2 separate regions of the Homo sapiens genome follow, and region 1 is linked to region 2. Evidence: read pairs that join two places in POLR2A ChIA-PET (ENCODE). Cell type or tissue: PC-9. All regions are shown on one strand. Region 1 has its middle 16 kb from the start of LINC01993. Region 2 overlaps JMJD6 (jumonji domain containing 6, arginine demethylase and lysine hydroxylase).

Region 1 (4,000 bases), 1.6 Mb after region 2:
ACCCAGGATACAGATGCACGGTGCTGCTGCAGCTGTCCTCCAGGCTGCCTTTTTTTTTTTTTTTTTTTTTTTGAGACAAAGTCTCACTCTGTCGCTCAGGCTGGAGTGCAGTGGCACGATCACAGCTCACTACAACCTCAACCTTCTGGGCTCAGGTGATCCTCCTACCTCAACCTCCCAACTAACTGGGACCACAGGTGCATGCCACCATGCCTGGCTTGTATTTTGTGTAGAGATGAAGTTTTGCCATGTTGCCGAGGCTGATCTCGAACTCCTGGGCTCAAGTGATCCACCCACCTCGGCCTCCCAAAGTGCTGGGATTTCAGGCGTGAGCCACCGTGACTGGCCCCATGCTCTTGGCTTCTAATCATAGACTTTGGGGCTCATTCAGATCACCTCTCATAGTGAACTTTTGTCACTTTCTTCTCCACCATCCACTTTACCCCAGGGATGAGCCTTCATTGGTCTAAGCCAGTCTGACTCTCTCACCCCCTTGGTTATAACGATATAGGATACATGTCCCAACCCGGGTCAGATGGCCCTATAAATAGGTTTCAGTTGCTTTACCTACAAGTAGTTCCTTTTTTTTTTGAGATGGAGTCTTGCTTTGTCACCCAGGCTGGAGTGCAGTGGCACGACCTTGGCTCACTGCAACCTCCGCCTCCCAGGTTCAAGTGATTCTCCAGCCTCAGCCTCCCAAGTAGCTGCAATTACAGGCGCACACCACCACGCCCAGCTAATTTTTTTTTTTTTTTTTTGAGACGGAGTCTGGCTCTGTCCCCCAGGCTGGAGTGCAGTGGCACAATCTCGGCTCACTGCAAGCTCCACCTCCCGGGTTCACGCCATTCTCCAGCCTCAGCCTCCCGAGTAGCTGGGACTACAGGCGCCCGCCACCACGCCTGGCTAATTTTTTAGTATTTTTAGTAGAGATGGGGTTTCACCATGTTGGCCAGGATGGTCTCGATCTCCTGAGCTCGTGATCTGCCCTCCTCGGCCTCCCAAAGTGCTGGGATTACAGGCGTGAGCCACCGTGCCCGGCCTACACCCAGCTAATTTTTGTATTTTTAGTAGAGATGGGGTTTCACCATGTTGGCCAGGCTGGTCTTGAACCCCTGACCTCCGCTGATCCACCCACCTAGGCCTGCCAATGTGCTGTGATTACGGGCGTGAGCCACTGCACCCGGCCAAGTAGTTCCCTTTCTGTTGCATTGGGACCTAGAGGCACATGGCCTGGGCCTGCCCAAGGGTGTCTTGTGACCATGAGGGAGAGTCTGCAGAGGACAGGGCCCCTCCCCGTGCAGGAGGGCCTGGCTAGTTGAGTGAGTCTCTGATGAGGCAGTGCCTCCGAGGGTCAGTCATGCTCAAACTCAGTGTGCCCCAAGTCCTGACCCCTGGTATTCTGGGCTATCACTGCCCAGGAAAACAGCACTCCAAACCCTGGCCTTCAGGCCTGTTCCTTTATGCTTATCGCTGGAATCCCTGGTCCAGAGGGTCTTCAAATCCACACAAGCCCCTCCTGCTTGGCCCTAACCCGATGGGTTAAGCGTTTCAAGGGAGGGCTTGAGAGGTCCCCAGGACATGCCTGGAGGGCCAATAAATGACCGTGAACGGTGGTGAGTGAGGCAGGTGGAGAGTGTGACCATGAAGAGCAGGGCAGACTCCCCAGAGTACTGTAGGGAGGCAGCTGCAGTCTGGATGAAGAGTACACGCCAAGGCCAATTGTGGTTGCTGGTGGGATGCAGCTGGGAAAGCGAGAGTGAGGACCCCAGACCCTGGCGGCTGCAATGCCTGGGGGCATGTGACATGGTGGTGAAGGGGGAATTGTGTGTTGATCCTACCCTGGCCGCAAGTCCAGGCTCACAGGCCATGGCCACTGACCACAGGAAGAGGCCTCCCTCCTTAAAGTCGGGAGAATATCCCAGAACTAAGGCTAGTCCTGCATCCTGGCCGGGAATCCCAGGCCAACACCCTCCCCGCGATCTTAGGTGCTTAGCAGCCCTGGCTGGTGACCCCTGGGCGGAGAGAGTACGGTAATTTGCAAGAAATCCAAGAAAGCCCTGGTGAGTGGTTGCTTTTCCTATGTTGCAACCATCCGCGAAGTGAATGCTGCTCTGTGTCTCTATTGTTGTTTTGATGGTGTTCGAGATGATGAGGAGAACCTGAGTCACAGCCTTTACGAGTCTGATTTCCTCAATTTACAGGAGCTGCCTACGCGTTCTGGAAGAATTCACATGCTGATTTGTAGGCGGCCTGGCCAGGTGCTTCGGAGACTCCAGCAGCATCGAAGGTGTGATTTTAGATCTGTACTCCCGAGGCTCTTGTGTTATTTAAGAAGGTCAGTGTGAGGCCGGGCGCGGTGGCTCACACCTGTAATCCCAGCACTTTGGGAGGCCGAGGCGGGCGGATCACGAGGTCAGGAGATCGAGACCATCCTGGCTAACACAGTGTAAACCCCGTCTCAACCAAAAATACAAAAAATTAGCCGGCGTGGTGGTGGGCACCTGTAGTCCCAGCTACTCGGGAGGCTGAGGCAAGAGAATGGCGTGAACCCAGGAGGCGGAGGTTGCAGTGAGCCGAGATCACGCCACTGCACTCCAGCCTGGGCAACATAGCAAGACTCCGTCTCAAAAAAAAAGAAAAAAAGGTCAGTGTGGTTAAATGCATAAGAAGTAATCAGTGTGTTAAATGTATGAGTTAATTGAGCATAGCCCAAGTGAAAGTGATTGTGTTTTCATATTAAAATTAGATTTATAAAGAGAATGCTAAAACTTGTTGGATTTTGGAATGCAAGGTCTAAGTAAAGGTAGGTTTTAATATTGACAACTTTTACACTTGATATATTGACTCTTTTTTTTTTTGAGACTAGACTCTGTTGCCCAGGCTGGAGTGCAGTGCTGTAATCATGGCTCACTGCAGCCTCAACCTCCCAGGCTCAAGCAATCCTCCTACCTCAGTCTCTCAAAGTGCTTAGACTACAGGTGCATGCCACCATGCCCGACTAATTTTTTAAAAAAAATTTTTAGCGAGATGACTTAGTGAGAGGTCTCACTAAATTGTCCAGGCTAATCTCAAACTCCTGGGCTCAAGCAATCCTCCCACCTCAGCCTCCCAAGTAGCTGGGACTACAGGCACGCACCACCACACCCAGATAATTTTCAATTCTTTTTTTTGTCGATAGGGTCTTACTATTTTGTCCAGGCTGGTCTCAAACTCCTGGGCTCCAGCAATCCTCCCACCTCGGCCTCCCAAAGTGCTGGGATTACAGGTATGAGCCACCGTGGCCAGCCTTGACTCAATTCAAATTCAAGTCACTAAGTCTTCCTTGGAAAGCACAAAACCTCCCCCAGGCATTAAAATATTCAAGTGACACAGAAAAGGGAGAGGTGAAGAGGAGCTACCACCTGGAGGAGAAGGTGGGCTCTGAGCCGGGCCTGGAGCCAGGCAGGGAGGTCTTCTTAGCACCCAGCAAGCTGCACCACCCAAGCACTGCCCTCTGCCACCCCACCTCTGCTGGCATGGAAACCTCCCTCTGGGGGTCCCTCTGGCTTCTTGGGTGGAGCCTCTTTTTTTGAGACAGTCTCACTCTGTTGCCCAGGCTGGAGTGCAGGGGCACAATCTCGCCTCACCGCAACCTCTGCCTCCCGACTTCAAGCGATTCTCCTGCCTCAGTCTCTTCGCATAGCTGAGATTACAGGCACCTGCCACCACGTCTGGCTAATTTTTGGGTTTCACCATGTTGTCCAGGCAGGTCTCGAACTCTTGATCTCAAGCAATCCACCTGCCTCGGCCTCCCAAAGTGCTGGGATTACAGGCGTGAGCCACCACGCCTGGCCTTGAGTCGAGTCTTGATGTCTCAATCACACTGCCCCAAATCCATACACTTGTTTATTCATTCAGCAAACAATAAAGCACCTGGACACTCCAGGTTCCATGCCAGGAGCTGGAGTTCACAGGAGAGCACAGGCCTCGGCCCTGGGGCTGAGTCTTGCCGCCTTCTTCA
Region 2 (4,000 bases):
AATCTTTCCTTTCCACAGCACAGCACATAATGATCAGAGTTGCATTGGTTAGATTCTATTTCTAAGAGTAGAAACAATTAGATTTGTAAGAAATACGAGGTGTCAAATAACAGAGATGGTCCCCCCTCACTGGGAGCGTAAAACTGAACTGAAGAGCAGCAGCCCTCCCCTTCAGAAACCTTATCTGGCATCCACTGTATCCAGTGACAAAAGACCTGTTGTATCATAAGGCCTGCGGTGTGACCAAATCACAGCACGCAGTGGCCTACGGGGCGGGGTAAGTGGGCCTCAGATGCCCAAGAGTCCAGGGAGAACAGAAGCCACCACCCTTACTGGCCCTCTCAGCAGGGAGGCTGAGCATGGAACAAGCCAGAATCCCTCTCTTACCCCGAGAGCTGGTCCCTCCAGGTCAGGGTTGGGACACAGTGGCACGGGGTGGCTGTGGGTGGCTTGCACTGCCGCTGCCCGTGCTGTATCTGTTCTGTGGATAAACAGAGGAGCTAAGTCTCCAGGGCAGTCACCTCACTCACAAGAACTGAAGGTATTAAGTTCAAATGGGAATAATGCTTCTAGGTAAGAAAAAGAAACAACCCAAATAAAACCCAAATAAAATGATTTTAGCTAGCGCTAGCTTTGAAAAACAAAACACAAAACAAAACGAGAAACAATCCCAATTATGACGTCTTGACTGAGTGGCTTGGATTCAACATGCAGAGTCTCACCCTGCCACCTCGAGGCTGGCGAACACCCTGAGGACTTGCCCTGACCTTGGCCCCTCTCTCCTCTACCCAGAGGGTCGGCAGCCCCAGCTTTGCCCAGGCCTGTGTACGATCAGCACACATCATCGCAGCAGTGGACTAGCCATTTTATCTCTGGGGTCGAAATTGAAACCAAGCAGAAATAAGAAAAAAATGACTCTCACCTATACCATTTCCTTGATAACTTTGGTCTCCCTCTTACCGTCTTGTGCCATACCACAGGGAAGTTGGTGCTGCTGGCAAAATTTTGGGTGATGGCGATAGTAGTGTCGAGATTGAGGACAACATGCCACCAGCCTCCTGAAATCCAACAAATAAACAGTTAAACAAGGTTTGATCCTATACCTAATTACTGTATAACACACACACCAGAAATTGGGAACTCCTACCCATAAGGGAGAGCCTACAGAGACATGATACAGGGTAGTTCCTTCTGATCCAGGGATTGCAAACAACTTGTTTGTGTAAATCAAGTTTTATCGGAGCACAGCCATGCCCACCTGGTGACGGATTGTCTAGGGCTGCTTTCCAGCTACAAGGCCAGAGTTGAGCAGTTGTGACAGTCTGGCTTACCTAAAATATTGACTCCCCGGCCCTTTATAGAAAAAGTTTGTTTACTCCTGTTAATCCAAAGCTATGACCAAAAGTGCAAAAGCATAAAGTTCTTCAGCCTCTACGAAGAGGACACCTACTTTAAATACACTTACCTTACTTTCCTTCACTTATCAAAGCGCAGTTGTCTGGTGTGGGATTTCCTGACTCAACACGGACAGTGCTATACTGCATCAAAAACCCAATTTAGGCTGCGCTTGGTGGTTCACACCTGCAATCCCAGCACTTTGGGAGGCTGAGGCAGGAGGCTTGTTTGAACCAAGGAGGCCAGCCTGGGTAACAGTGAGACCTCCAATTCAATTTACAGAATTAAACCCTGGCCGGGGGTGGTGGCTCACGCCTGTAATCCTAGCACTTTGGGAGGCTGAGACGGGTGGGTTGCCTGAGCTCAAGAGTTCAAGACCAGCCTGGGCAACATGATGAAACCCCGTCTCTACTAAAATACAAAAAATTAGCTGGGTGTGGCGGCATGTGCCTGTATTCCCAGCTACTTGGGAGGCTGAGACAAGAGAATCGCTTGAACCTGGGAGGAGGAGGTTGTAGTGGGCTGAGATTGTGCCATTGTGCTCCAGCCTGGGTGACAGAGCGAGACTTGGTCTCAAAAAAAAAAAAAAAAAAAAAAAAGAATTAAACCCCAATTTACAGAAACACAAACAAGCCGCTACACATACACAAACAAAGAAAAGTTGTATCTTTACATACAATTTTTTTTTTTTTTTGAAATGGAGTTTTGCTCTGTCACCCAGGCTGGAGTGCAGTGACACAATCTCAGCTCACTGCAGCCTCCTCTTCCGGATTCAAGTGATTCTCCTGCCTCAGCCTCCTGAGTAGCTGGGATTACAGGCGCCCGCCACCACGCCTGATTAATTTTTGTATTATTAGTAGAGACAGGGTTTCACCATGTTGGCCAGGCTGATCTTGAACTCCCGACCTCAAGTGATCCACCCACTTCGGCCTCCCAAAGTGCTGATATTACAGGTGTGAGCCACCGCACCGGGCCTGCATACAGTTTATCAGGTTTTATAGCCATATAAAATGTGAACAAGAGCTCCCAAAGTATGTGACACTATAGCTACATGTTACTGTCAGAGGTGAGTACCAGTTCATTTACCAGGCAGCATCCAAAGGATTTTTTGGACTCACTCTCTAACAGTTCTGCTCCAAAATGACAAAATATTGAAATCAAAGAATGTACTTTCTTTTTTTTTTTTTTGAGATGGAGTCTTACTCTGTCACCCTGGCTGGAGTGCAGTGGCACGATCTAGACTCACTGCAACCTTCGCCACCTGGGTTCACGTGATTCTCCTGCCTCAGCCTCCCGAGTGGCTGGGACTATAGGCGCCCACCACCACGCCCGGCTAATTTTTTTGTATTTTTAGTAGAGACGGGGTTTCACCGTGTTAGCAAGGATGGTCTCGATCTCCTGACCTCGTGATCTGCCCGCCTCAGCCTCCCAAAGTGCTGGGATTACAGGCATGAACCACCGCGCCCGGCAAAGAATGTACTTTCTTCCAGTTCATCTATACCTGGTACAAAGACAGTCTCTCCTGGTTTTTGTAAGATTTCCAGGGGTTTGAATTCAGGTGGCCAGGTTGGAAGCTGTGTCCGGGGATAAATAACATTAAACCAGGTAATAGCTTCGTCTTGCTGGTTCCCTCCTTCGTCTCGGGTCACTTTGATGAGTTCCCTGGGAGTGCTGGTAGGAAACAGGCACCAGCGCTTGTGGCCCTGAACTAAGGCATTCCAGGCACTGGTTCCCAGAGGGTCGATGTGAATCCCAGTTCCGGAGCGTGGTGGCCCCATCACAAACCACCTACAGAATGGAGATATCCAAGATGTGAAGTGTAATTTACTTACACACATACCACACAAAACAATAAGTTTTTAGTTTTTCTTTGAGAGTCTTGCTCTATCACCCAGGCTGGAATGCAGTGGCGTGATCTTGGCTGACAGTAACCTCTGCTTCCCCAGGTTCATGTGATTCTCCTGCCTTAGCCTCCTGAGTAGCTGGGATTACCGACGCACACCACCACGCCTGGCTAATTTTTGTATTTTTAGTAGAGACAGGGTTTCACCATGTTGCCTAGGCTGGTCTCGAACTCCTGGCCTCAAGTGATCACCTGCCTCGGCCTCCCAAAGTGCTGGAATAACAGGCTTGAGCCACCGCACCTGGCCAGGTTTTAATTTTATGTGATATGTCATCTTTATTTCAGAGATTATATAAATTCTGGTACACAGAAACACTGGGTGCATTGTTCATGGACTGATTCCTAACAAAATAAGAAAAATCAGCTGGGGCGGTAGCTCACGCCTGTAATCCCAGCACTTTGGGAGGCAGAGGTGGGTGCATCACCTGAGGTCAGGAGTTCAAGACCAGCCTGACCAATACGGTGAAACCCCATCTCTACTGAAAATACAAAAATTAGCCGGGTGTGGTGGTGGGCACCTGTAATCCCAGCTACTCAGGAGGCTGAGACAGGAGGATTGCTTGAACCCGGGAGGCGGAGGCTGCAGTGAGCTGAGATTGCGCCACTGCACTCCAGCTTGGACGACAGAGGGAGACTCCATCTCAATGAAGAAAAAAAAAAGAAAAAAAAAGAAAAATCACTAATGTGGTTTATTGCTGGACT

What was found. ChIA-PET counts read pairs that join two places held together with the same protein. Peaks named below come from ENCODE experiments on the same cell type or tissue, not always from the same donor. Only the 100,000 strongest peaks of a DNase experiment are listed, where the experiment ranks them.
Region 1: POLR2A ChIA-PET joins it to region 2 with 26 read pairs; 2 of 35 experiments call an interaction of 5 or more read pairs at or near these places.

Annotation. Positions count from the first base shown.
Region 1 is chr17:78,292,834-78,296,833 of GRCh38, forward strand. No RefSeq gene overlaps it. Among named protein-coding and RNA genes, the nearest start is that of LINC01993, 16 kb to the left of the region's middle. In PC-9, no CTCF peak of the experiment used is centred here; a DNase peak (open chromatin) is centred at 2,138; H3K27ac peaks cover 347 bases.
Region 2 is chr17:76,720,876-76,724,875 of GRCh38, forward strand. JMJD6 (jumonji domain containing 6, arginine demethylase and lysine hydroxylase) reads right to left here. Exons shown (of 6, transcript NM_015167.3): 3 at 2,897-3,183; 4 at 923-1,058. Among named protein-coding and RNA genes, the nearest start is that of JMJD6, 3.7 kb to the right of the region's middle. In PC-9, no CTCF peak of the experiment used is centred here; no DNase peak of the experiment used is centred here.